Regions from separate parts of the Mus musculus genome. Here region 2 is linked to region 1. Evidence: chromatin contacts called from ENCODE Hi-C or POLR2A ChIA-PET data. All regions are on one chromosome and are shown on one strand. Each heading gives the region's core, a stretch centred on a gene start or an enhancer-like site at or near the end of the contact. The rest is flanking DNA. Distances are from core to core; before and after follow the strand shown.

Region 1 (5,428 bases), core at 2,160-4,659:
CTGGCTGGCTGGGTGTGCGTAGGTCCTCCCTAAAGATGGGGCAGGGGGAGGAGGGCGCATACTTCTCTGCCATCCGGTGCAGGGTCTTGAGGGAAGCCCGCATCTCCTCTTCAGCCAGCCCCACCAGCAGCCCATTGTCCTCTACCCCAATCTGGTAGACAGCCTCACCACGTCCTTCCTGGAGCCGCCACTTCATTTGTGTCACCAAGTGCTCAAAGCGGTACTGAGATGGGTTCACCAGCTTCAGCTAAGGACAGGTATGGTGTCATGAGGCAAAGAAATCACTGTTGTTTTCCCCAAACCTCAAGTGTGACCCCTCCCTGTCCTGCTATAACAGCCAGCAACTCTGTCCACTTAAAACCCCGGGGGCCGGAGAGGTGGCTCCACCATTTGTTAAGAATCCATAGTGCTCTCTCAGAGGACCCAAGGTTGGTTCCCAGCACTCAGGTCAGACAGCTGACAACCTCCTTAAATGTCAGCTTCAGGGAAATCTGACACCCTACTCTGGCCTCTGATGGGTACCTGTACTCAGAAGCACATATTTAAATTAAAACTTTTCACCTGGTTTGGGGGGGGGGGGCATGACTTTAATCCCAGCACTTGGGAGGCAGAGGCAGGAGGATTTCTGAGTTTGAGGCCAGCCTGGTCCAAGGAGTGAGTTTCAAGACAGCCAAGACTACAGAGAAAGCCTGTCTCAAAAACCCAGAAGAAAAAAAAAATTAAAAATCTTAAAAATATATCAAACAAACAAATCCTTCGCCCTGACCACTCTAGCAGTGATTCTTTCCTTACACAGTGACCTCAGAGAGCTCGCCATGATACCATGCAGCATGAAGCCACATCATCAAGTTGGAGAGCTATCAGAGAGATCACCTCCCACTGACAAGGGCAACTCCATCCATTCCCTTCTCCTCCCCAACGCAAGACTCACTTTATATTCGATGTTTCCATCTTCAGCCTGAAAAGAAACAGGAAGCAGTTACCATATCCTGTCCAGACCCCCATCCCTACTTCCCCTCAATTCCCAATGACCTCAGGCACAGAAAGCAGGAAGAAAGCCCAACTGGCACCTGCCAGTGCTGGCATCCGCCAAGAAGCAGTGGAAGACAGATGCTAAGCTTCCATGTGGCCTCTGAGGAAAGGCCTGTAAGGACACAGCAAACCACCCGTTTATCTAAGATCAGAGCACCAAGTCTTCAGCACTGATCTTCCTAGACACAAGCTCACCTCTCTGCCCCCACCCGCCACAGCCTCCAACTGCTGCGCGGGCTCGGGTATTTGGTTTTGGTTTCTTTTTCTGTGTTCAGGATATTGAAGCCTTTCTTTTTGACATCCATCTGGTAGACACTACTTCCTTCTGGCCCCTCCCTCTCAGCTGATGCCATCAAGTGTAAGAGGCTACAGGCTCTGGAACGGAGCCAAAGTATGAACTCAGCACTGGTCACTACAAACGCCCCCGAGATAAGAGGCCCAGGTAAGAGAGGAACAGAAGTCCGAAGTTGGGACTTACCCAAACAAACCAGGAAAGCTTAGGGGCAGACTCCATAAAGTGAACTCACTGTGGCTTTTTATGCCCTTTTCATGCCTCAGTGAGGTGAAACCAGGAAACCATCACATAACCTCTTCGAGCAACAGCCACCTTTTGGGCTGTGTGCCACACACACCTGCCCCGCGCCACCCTCCACCCTCCACCCCCTGGACAAAAGGTTATGTATGAGCTTGACTTATATACCGTCTGCCTGGTCTGCCTGCATTTCTGCGCTCCTCCTCTCTGGCCATTTTATTTTTCTCTTTCCCTCTTGGTCATCATGCTGTCTTTAAAGTCCTTAGAGGTGTCTTTATCCATACTGTCAACCACACCATGGAATGCGTAGGAGCTCTTTTCCCATCAACAAAGAAACCTTTCTACTCTTCTGCTGAAGGTGAATAATTAGGATAGCTGACTATAAAGATGGTAGAAAGATAATCTTGGCCAATGGTTCTCAAAGACCATTGTGGTGCTAAGACCACAACATTAGCTTGTAAGAAATGCCAAACAATCAGGCCCGTCTCTCACCCACTGAATCAGAATTCTATGAGCAGGAACAGCAACCTGAATCACTCTGGTGCACACTTAAAAGTCATAATCACCCATTGAAGCTCTTCCCACCTTGGGTTCTCCCATCTTTGTTTTTCAAAACAAGGTTTCTTTGTGGAGCCATGGCTATCCTGTAACTTGCTCTGTAGACCAGGCTGGCCTTGAACTCAGAGATCCCCCTGCCTCTGACTCCCAAGTGATGGGATTTTTTTTTTTTTTACATTATTTTTATTTTACGTGCATTGGTGTTCTGTCTGCATGTATGTGTGTGAGGGCATCAGACTTCCTGGAACTGGAGTTGCAGACCGTTGTGAGCAGCTATGTGGGTGCTGGGAACTGAACTGGGGGTCCTTTGGAAGAACAGACAGTGCTCTTAATCGCTGAGCCATCTCTCCAGAGTGATGGGACTTAAAGGCGAGCCCACTAGCTCCCGACTGGGTTCTCCTATTTTAAGAGGAAGGAAAGTAGTCTTCTCTGCCTTGAGGACTCCCAGAGCGGGTTCGTGCGGACTCTTCTCTGTGTCCACAGCCCCACAGGACAAGGAAAGGGCAGAGGGCTACGTCTAACTGTTCTCTGGTTTAATGTGTGTGGGTACTGAAGAATAGGGAAGGAACACATTGCTCTTGTCCCGGCTACTCCCCTTCTCCCTGTGGATTAAGTTTAGAAAAACGTTGGTTACTCTGCCTGCCCTCTTTTCCCAGTACAGTGTTCCTTCCCCACTCCCAGAGTAAGTAGGGGTTCAGACATCCTCTGCTCTTCTCAAGAGGAAAGGATCCCCGGTTCCCACTAATCCAAAGGTTATGGAGGTGAAAGGGGCAGTCCCTTCCCGAGGTCCTGACACTGAAAAGGATCGTCCAGTCTTGACGATCCCGCTTTGTAGGGGTCTTGGAACAGGAGGAGGGGTTCTCTTCCCCGGTCCTTCCTCCCTTGGGTCTTGACACCGGAAAGGGGGATTGATTTTCTCTCTCCCGCCTCCTTGGAGTCTCGGGGACCGGAAGAGTAGTTCCCCATGGCTCCGCCACTTTTCAGGTGCTCACCTCTGGGGGCAGGTACGGAGGGTTGTTGGCTTTACCTCCTCTGTTCCTTCCGTTCTTCTTCTTCCCCTTTGGGCCCCCGCAACTGCTGCTACCGCCGGCCCCCCGAGCTTTGAGGTTTCCACCCATGGCCGGGCCTCCTCCGGGCCGGCAGCAGCCGCCGAACAGCTCCGATACCCGCGAGTCCATCCGCCGCTGCCACCAGCCCCCCGCCCGACCCCTCCCCCCCGCCACTGCCGCCGCCCCTACTGCCACCGCCGAGTCGGGCCAGCCGGAGGAGAGCGGGGTGTGGCCCACTGTAGGCCACGCCCCTGCCTTCCCTGTCCTCCTAGTCGCGTCAGAAAAAGCCGCAGGGCATCAAGGGATACTGAGTCCGCAGCTATGAGATTTAGTGCTAAAGAATGCGAGTTCGAACTACAATTCCCAAGAGGCATCGCTATGCGAGAGTCACAGGTGGCTTCGGGGGCGAGGGCAGCAAGCGCGCCTTGAGCGCAAAGACTAAGGGGAGTTGTAGTCGGCACCCAGTTTCCCGTACTGCCAGCGGCTTCTCTTCTAGGGGCAGTAGGAAGGCTTTGTGGCCTGAGATTAGGGACAGTAACCGGAGGTGAAGGGCTTATATCAGAATTGAACTGGGTTTGACCTTTCGGCGCTGACCCCAGACAACAAGTTAAAAATCGGGGAGGTTGGATCTGACAGCCTGCTGGCTCCACCTCTGCCTCAGTTTCTTTCCTGACGGCTGGAGTGCTGTCGAGTGAGTCAGGGCAAAAGCTAGGGCGGAGGCAGATGGTAGTTATAGCATAATTAGAGCTGTTATTGTGACGATGATTATGCCACCCTTGCAATATAGTCACTGTTTTATTACTTGGGTGGCACAATCCGGGGGTTGGTTTTAGCAGCCCCAGGCACCGCAGTGGCCAGACACGTGTCCAGGACCCATAAAGCAGCCAGCTGCCTAAGGTTTGGAGGGTGCCTACTGCAAGTATCTCTCCTCCCCTTTGTTTTGAAGTTTAGCCAATCCCGGAAAACAGAATTTGGTTTAAAACTTGTCCGGAGGAGGGGCCTGGCCCCTACTTGGGGCGGAGCTGGGGTTCCAGTTACGTCAACCACCAGGGGGCGGGGAAAGTAGCCAGGAATAGAACTTGTCCTAGGACGCCAGGGGATTGCTGATTTGTCTTTCTAGCCAAGCTGTCTCTCCTGTCCTTCAGAACTCTCAGAGCGACATAAACCAGTATACGGGGCACCAAAGGCTCAGAATGGAGAAGCAGAATTGCTGGGCACAGAGTCAGGACGCCAGGGTTCAAATTCCAGCGCCGTGGCTATCTCATGACTCACAGTACGTCCATTCCCCTCTCTTCACAAACAACCAGGTGTTCACACATAGCCAAGAAATAGAACAGAGTTTGAAAGTTCTCCACGGTACGGTAGGAGCACTTACCTCTGGTGTACTCTGAAGGAGTTCAGACCTGGTTGAGTCCATAACTTCTGCACAGTTCCACATCGAAGGAGACGAGTCTATTGAGCATGCAGTCGCTGTCCACATTGGATAGTTTCCACACCAGCTATATACCAAAAGAACCAAAAGTTGAAAAGCCTTGCAGATCAGCCATTTACCTGGGTCTTCAGTAAAGGAAAGTAGGTGTCTTTTCTGTATGCTATCCTGTATGCTTAAGACCAGGATTGCCAGGAAAAAAAAGTTTTTAGAGATGGAGACTAGAGAATTCAGTGAGACATCTCAAAGGATGGGAATAGAAAGGAAGAGACATCCCCACCCCACCCACACATTATCACCACAAACAGGCCGGGTTCTCTCACCAGCCAGAAACCACTGCACTCAACTGATAACTATTTTTTAAATATCCACGGATCTTCCAGCAGTCACCCTTTAACACACAATTCCATCCCAGCCAATTCTCCTTAATGGATACCTTCCTTTAAGAAAGGGTGGGGCATGATATAACCCATTCTTGAACAGCCTGGCCTACCTACAGAGAGAAGTGAGGGCTGGCAGAGGAGAGAGGCCACAGGATGCCTGCTGGGAGACCAGGGTCCTGGGGAGTGGAGGTGGTATAAGTGGCCAGTTTCCTAGACAGGTTGTTTACGAGGTGGCTGCCTATAGGATGTATATAGTGTGTGCTTATATACACATCACATGCAAATATTTTTCCTGGCTTGTAGTGAGTCACTTGCTTTTACATCTAGTACCTTTGTATGAATATGCATTTTGTGATGTCACTTTCATGTGCTCTGACTTAGAGCAACCTTCCCCTCTGCTTTCTTGCTTGCCTGTCACCCTTAAGCCAACCTCATTATGACTATA
Region 2 (5,606 bases), core at 70-2,569, 42 kb before region 1:
TTAGCTTTCAAAACTAAGGGTGCCAGGAGGAGTCAGTGAACAAGCAAATCTGTGTATCATCTGAGTTTAGGTCACAGGCCTATTCGGGATCACTCTGGTGCTCTGTTTCTTTGCCTATGTAAAATTCTTCACAATCAAAGACAAAGCAAACAGAGTTGTTTGATTCCAAATCCTGTGCCACATACATCTATATGTTGGCGCTTACTCTAATAGAGAGAAGCTCTGTTGAAGGTATTAGCGTTCCCAAATAGCAAAAGCTGAACTAGACCCTGGCGCAGAGAGCACCCGGGACGCAAGAGAATTACTTCCAGGAAACCAAAGTGCCCCGGTGCAAATAAATGCAAAGCCGGTGGTAAAGCTCGTCTTCGCGCAAAAACAGCCGGAGACTATCTCACAGGTATAAACGAGGAAGGAGCGTCACAAATTAGCCCAGAGATGGCCAAGACTCGAAAGATAGAGGTATGTAAGGATGTAAGAAAATGGACACACGGGGATCTAGAATCAGCACAAGTCTGGAGTGATCAGCAGGGAAGAATGAAGGTGGCACTGGGGCAGGAATTTGCACGTGCGCTCCCGGAACGCCAGGGAATGTGGGGTTTGCCCCGGCGTCAGAGCCGGCACAGCCTGCGTGGGTGGAGACCGCGGTGTGATCTAGAGTGAAGAGAAGTGAGGAGTGGGCAAAAAAGCCACTGAGACATGGCGAGGAGATGTGCAACAGTTAGGGACCCTTGCGTGTGATGCAAAGGCAAGCGCGCAGGCAAGAAAAGACTCAAGTGGGAGGAGGTGAGGGCCGCGACCAGAAGCCACCCTCCCCACGGGCAGTGGGAAGATCAAAGGCCGCATAGGCAGGAGACAAACTGAGTTTGGAGAGGCCGTGAGGGAAGCCTGGGATAGGGTTCTCGGGGCAGGCCCAGGCCGCCAGGACCCCAGCTACCTTGAGGGCTTCCAGCCGGTAGCGCTGGGTAGAGCTGGGGTCCATCATGACCGTCACCGCTTTCACTAGCTCCTCGCACAGCGCGTTCACTTGCTCCATCTCCATGGCTAGAGCCGGGAACCCCACCGGCGTCCCGGGAGCACGAGGTTACGCACAGTTCCCCTGGCGGGACCACACGTTGATACCGGGCCGCGGCGGGCTGGGGGTGGGGAAACGGGAGGGAGGAGCGTGAGTCCCAGAAGTTGGAGCTGGGAAGAACCCAGCGCTGCGCATGCGCCGGAGCCGCCACGGCGCATGCGCGCGCGGAAGTGGCCGCTTCGGGTGACGGCCGCGCCTGGCGGGGCGGGGCTGGGGAACGGAAGTTCCGCGGTGCGCAGGCGCGTCAACCGTCCCTCGCGGCGCGCGCGGTGCTGAACTCCAAATTTCCTCTGGGCTTGCTGTGGGGCGTAAACCTGCAGGCTGGAAGGGCTGTTGGCTCGGCGGGAGCCTAGGGCTACCTACTCGGATCTGTGTTATCAGATTACACTCACTTGCTCCTGGGAAGGCGACGACGACATCTAGACGCTGTCATTGGACTCCGCCCGGAGCCCGCAGCTTCGCTCTTGGCAGTTTTGACAGGTGTCGCCTTGGTAAGGACATTAAAACACGGCTCGGGATCGCTATATCGGATGGCTTTTGAAGCCTTGGCTGTCGCTTTTACTTGGGGGTGACTGGGCCGAAATGAAAAGCATGCTTACTGGGAGAGAAGGCTCTAAGAGTGTCTCTAAGGAGAGTTTTCTTGTAGAAAGAGTTTTTCTTGTAATTTTTAAACCTTCCTCTTCACTGGTCCATATTTTCTCGTGCGTCTTACTACACGACCGACTCCCAAACGTGCTTTTGTACAGAATGGGATGAACTGAGATGTTGGAAAACGCATCCCAACTATACCTCTGGGAGGCTGAGGCAGGAGGATTGCTTCCAGTTTGAGGCCAGACTGAGCTGCAAAGTGAGACCCTGCCTCACGAAACAAAACCCATCCCAAATTTACGTAGTCTTTTACGTTTTGGCATTGTGCAGACTTTGCCAATACATAAAAGTACGAAAGGAACACATAAAAGACTTAAGGCTGTATCATCTCTTATCCTGCATATGTTTTAGGAGGTGTTTTTCCACTTAGTAAATTGTTGCCCTTAAATCACAGCTTCGCTTCCAGTTTTACCTCTGATATTTATATTGAATATGGTACTTATCCTGTATTGATTGCGACAATACATTTGCCACCTTCTAGCTTTATCTGTTCCAGTACTACAGAAAAGCCACGCCAGAGCACAAGGACGCCTGACTTAAGTGTAAAAGGTTTCTAAACGTACGATCATTTTGTTTTAGGTGAGGGGCGAGATTTGTAAGGTGTTAATGCTTTGAACATTCAGTATCTTCTTAATTATTTTCTTTACAGTAATTTTGCAGCTTTGTAGTAGTAGTTGCTTGGCACTGTTTTCAATGTGATTGTTTATTTGAAAAATAACTGTTTAAAGTTACAGTTGGGTGCTAGCTCACTCATCTGTATAACCTGTTTCTTGTATTTAAATCATGAATTTCCTGTGTTTCTGTAAAGTATTATTTGTGATAGGCCATTGGTATGCAAAGCTACTGCACATTGGAATTGTCTCGAGAGCCTTTAAGACTGTCTGCGTCATCTCAGCGTTTGGTGGGAGGAGCAAGCAGCTCGGGGCTCATCCTTGGATGCAGAGCAAGTTTTGAGGCCGATTTGGACTACATGGCATTCAGAACCATTCTTGAAAACAAAAAAAGAAATTGCACAAATAGAAAATCACTAAACATCACAAAGTAGTCCTCACAGGTCGGATCTATTCATAGTTGCATAGTTATTGAAAATTTGCAGAGAAACGGGATATTTACATAGTGTTAGATTATCTTCTTCATTTATGTGTGTCTGTGTTTTCTTCCTACTTTCTATGTAACCCAGTCTGGCCTTGAACTTCAAACCTTTTTGTCTTAGCCTCTTGAGTGCTAGAACTTAAGATCTGTGCCACCATGCTCCATAGCCAAATGTTTCTAAAAAGTATTTCAAGATTTGAAATTTGCTTTTTATGGTGGCACACACCTTTAGCCCCAGTACTCAGGAGGCAGTTTGGTCTACAGAGTGAGTTACAGGGTAGCTAGAGCTACTCAGGGAGACCCTGTCTCACCGACACCCCCAACTCTTCATGAATGCTATGATATTACATATATTTATTATCTTTCCAAATTCACAGAATAATTTGGAATTTCCAGATTCCAGGATGCCCTTCCTGGCATATGACCAATTTATGCCATTACATACGTAGACATGCACACAGAGACACTTGCTAAGGTTTAAAGTTGTGGACTTGAGAATGCTAGGAAAGAGCTCTAAAGTTGAGCAACACTCCCCAAATACTCCAAATTGTAACACCTGGAACTGTGTGAATAGATAACTTGTATCTTTTAGAGAATGATGGGAAGTGTCCAGGTGCTTTCATTGCATGCTTTTTTTTCCTGAATATTTTCACTCTGAGGTTGATTGATACAGAACATTTTCTTCTCTTTTCCCTAAATCTATGTTTGAGATCTGCCAATCAACTAGAATACTCCTTGGTCCTCTCCCCGTAGTGATGTACATTGTTGGTGTTTTGTTCTCTGGTTTTAATTTTCATTTCTCCGTGATGGATGATGCTAAGTCCATTGTTAGGCACTGTGGTAGTTTGGGTGAAAACAGACCCGTAGACTTGTATGTCTGAATACTTGGTCCTTAGTAGAACTGTTTGGAAAGAATTAGAAGAATGGCTTTGTTGGAAGAGCTGTTTTTAAGGTTTCAGAAACCCACCCCGAAGCCCAGTTTGCTCTCTCTGCCTTTGGATCAAGATATAAAGTTCTCAATGACTGCTCCAGTACCATGCCTGTCTTCCTGCCATGATGATCATGGACTAACCCTCTAGAACTGTAAGCAAGCTCCCAGTTAAAGGCTTTCTGCTGCCTTGGTCATGATGTCCCTTCACAGCAACAGAGCAGCAGCTAAGTCAGGCAACTTTTGGCTATATGTGTATCTTTTACGAATGTCTTTTTCTTAGAATGAGTAGCTAGATGTGATGGTGCATGCTTGTAATCCCACCACTTGGGAGGTAGAGGCAGGAGGATCAAGTAGCGTTTGAGCCAAGCAGAACTATACTTAAAGCTTTAAATATTCTATCACCTTCATAAAGTTATACTAGCTTATTCTCATGTCAACATGAAATATCCTTCATTCTTATTAGTTTTCACATTCCTATTGTTGTGGCTCATCAATTAGAATGTAAATATATGGTAGTTACTGTTTTGAGACAGAGTCTTGCTATGTAAAACTGAAAGATCTGCCTGCCTCTGCCTTCTGAGTACTGAGATCAAAGATGTGCACTACCACATCTGGTAGAAATATAGTGGGGGTGTTTTTGTGTTTTAGATTGTGTATCTTTCTGTTTATAAATGTCTTCCAGAAATAAATGGCTCCTGGGCAGAATCGAGTGGTTGCTCTTGTAGACATGGACTGCTTTTTTGTACAAGTGGAACAGCGGCAAAATCCTCATTTGAGGAATAAACCTTGTGCAGTTGTACAGTACAAATCATGGAAAGGTGGTGGGTATGTATCATGATAGTGTCATGACTGGTTTGTGTACATGTGTGTGCATGCATGGACAAGTCAGAGGTAATATTGAGGGTCTTCTTCCTCAGTTGCTCTTCACTTTGTTTTAGAGTCTGTCATTGAACCTGAAGCTCACTGATTCAGGTTGCTGTTGGGCCAGCAAGCTCCCTTCCCAGACCTAGGATTAAAGACATAGACTACTGCACCCAGCTTTTCCTGTGGGTCCTGGGAATCCACACTCAAGTCTGCTTGTTTTCACTGCCTGTGCTTTATTGGTTAAGCCATCTTTCCAGCCCCCCCCCCCATAGTATTTTAAAGTATTTTTATGTATATGAGTATTTTGTCCACATGTTTGTACCACCTGCATACAGTACCCACAGAGGCCAAAGGAGGGTGTCAGATCCCCTGGGGCTGGAGTTACAAGACAGTTGTAGCCACCCAGGTAAAAAGAGCAACCAGTGCTCTTAACCCTGGGCTCTATTAGTGTCTTAATCTATGGAAAGTCAGTAGTTGTGTTGTAGGTCTTGTTTTTGAGATTTTTGAACTGCTGTGTCTGGGATTGAATAATAGCATCATGTAACATTTTTGGTTTTGTTTCTTTTTCTCCCCTCTAACTTTAGAATTATTGCAGTTAGCTATGAAGCCCGAGCATTTGGTGTCACTAGAAACATGTGGGCGGATGATGCTAAGAAGTTATGTCCAGATCTTCTCCTGGCACAAGTTCGTGAGTCCCGTGGAAAAGCTAACCTCACCAAGTAAGCAAAAGCATTGTAAATGAACATAGAGGAGTCAGAAAGTGTTTCCTGGGATGGAGTGTGGCTCGGAGGGAGAGTGATTGCCTAGCATCCGTGAGCTCCTGGGTTTAATACCAAGGAACACACTTTAAAAACATTTACAGGGATACTTGTTACTGCTAGCCTGCTGCTCCTTGCTCAATAAACTGCTGTTTAAACTAATATGAAAGCATTCTGTCAGCATCTGGTGTCTGAGTTAAATATTTCATGTGCACTTCAGTAACAGTTTCACTATTGCTTT

Evidence for each region. A loop is a pair of places that touch in the nucleus more often than their neighbours do. ChIA-PET counts read pairs that join two places held with the same protein, here RNA polymerase II (POLR2A).
Region 2: a loop to region 1 is called in a map of left cerebral cortex, with 9 times the contacts of the local background. The contact joins the promoter of Polh here to the promoter of Gtpbp2 in region 1. A Hi-C loop is called at or near these places in 3 of 37 maps with a recorded cell type or tissue (T-helper 17 cell, heart and left cerebral cortex). POLR2A ChIA-PET finds 5 or more read pairs at or near these places in 5 of 5 experiments (Patski and embryonic stem cell).

The regions. Positions count from the first base shown.
Region 1 is chr17:46,159,013-46,164,440 of GRCm38, reverse strand. Gtpbp2 (GTP binding protein 2) reads right to left here and starts at 3,409. Exons shown (of 12, transcript NM_019581.3): 1 at 3,115-3,409; 2 at 932-958; 3 at 63-247. The coding sequence starts at 3,300.
Region 2 is chr17:46,198,354-46,203,959 of GRCm38, reverse strand. It overlaps Polh (polymerase (DNA directed), eta (RAD 30 related)), which reads left to right and starts at 1,319. Exons shown (of 11, transcript NM_030715.4): 1 at 1,319-1,563; 2 at 4,426-4,568; 3 at 5,192-5,326. The coding sequence starts at 4,432. It overlaps Xpo5 (exportin 5), which reads right to left and starts at 1,149. Exons shown (of 32, transcript NM_028198.3): 1 at 935-1,149. The coding sequence starts at 1,039.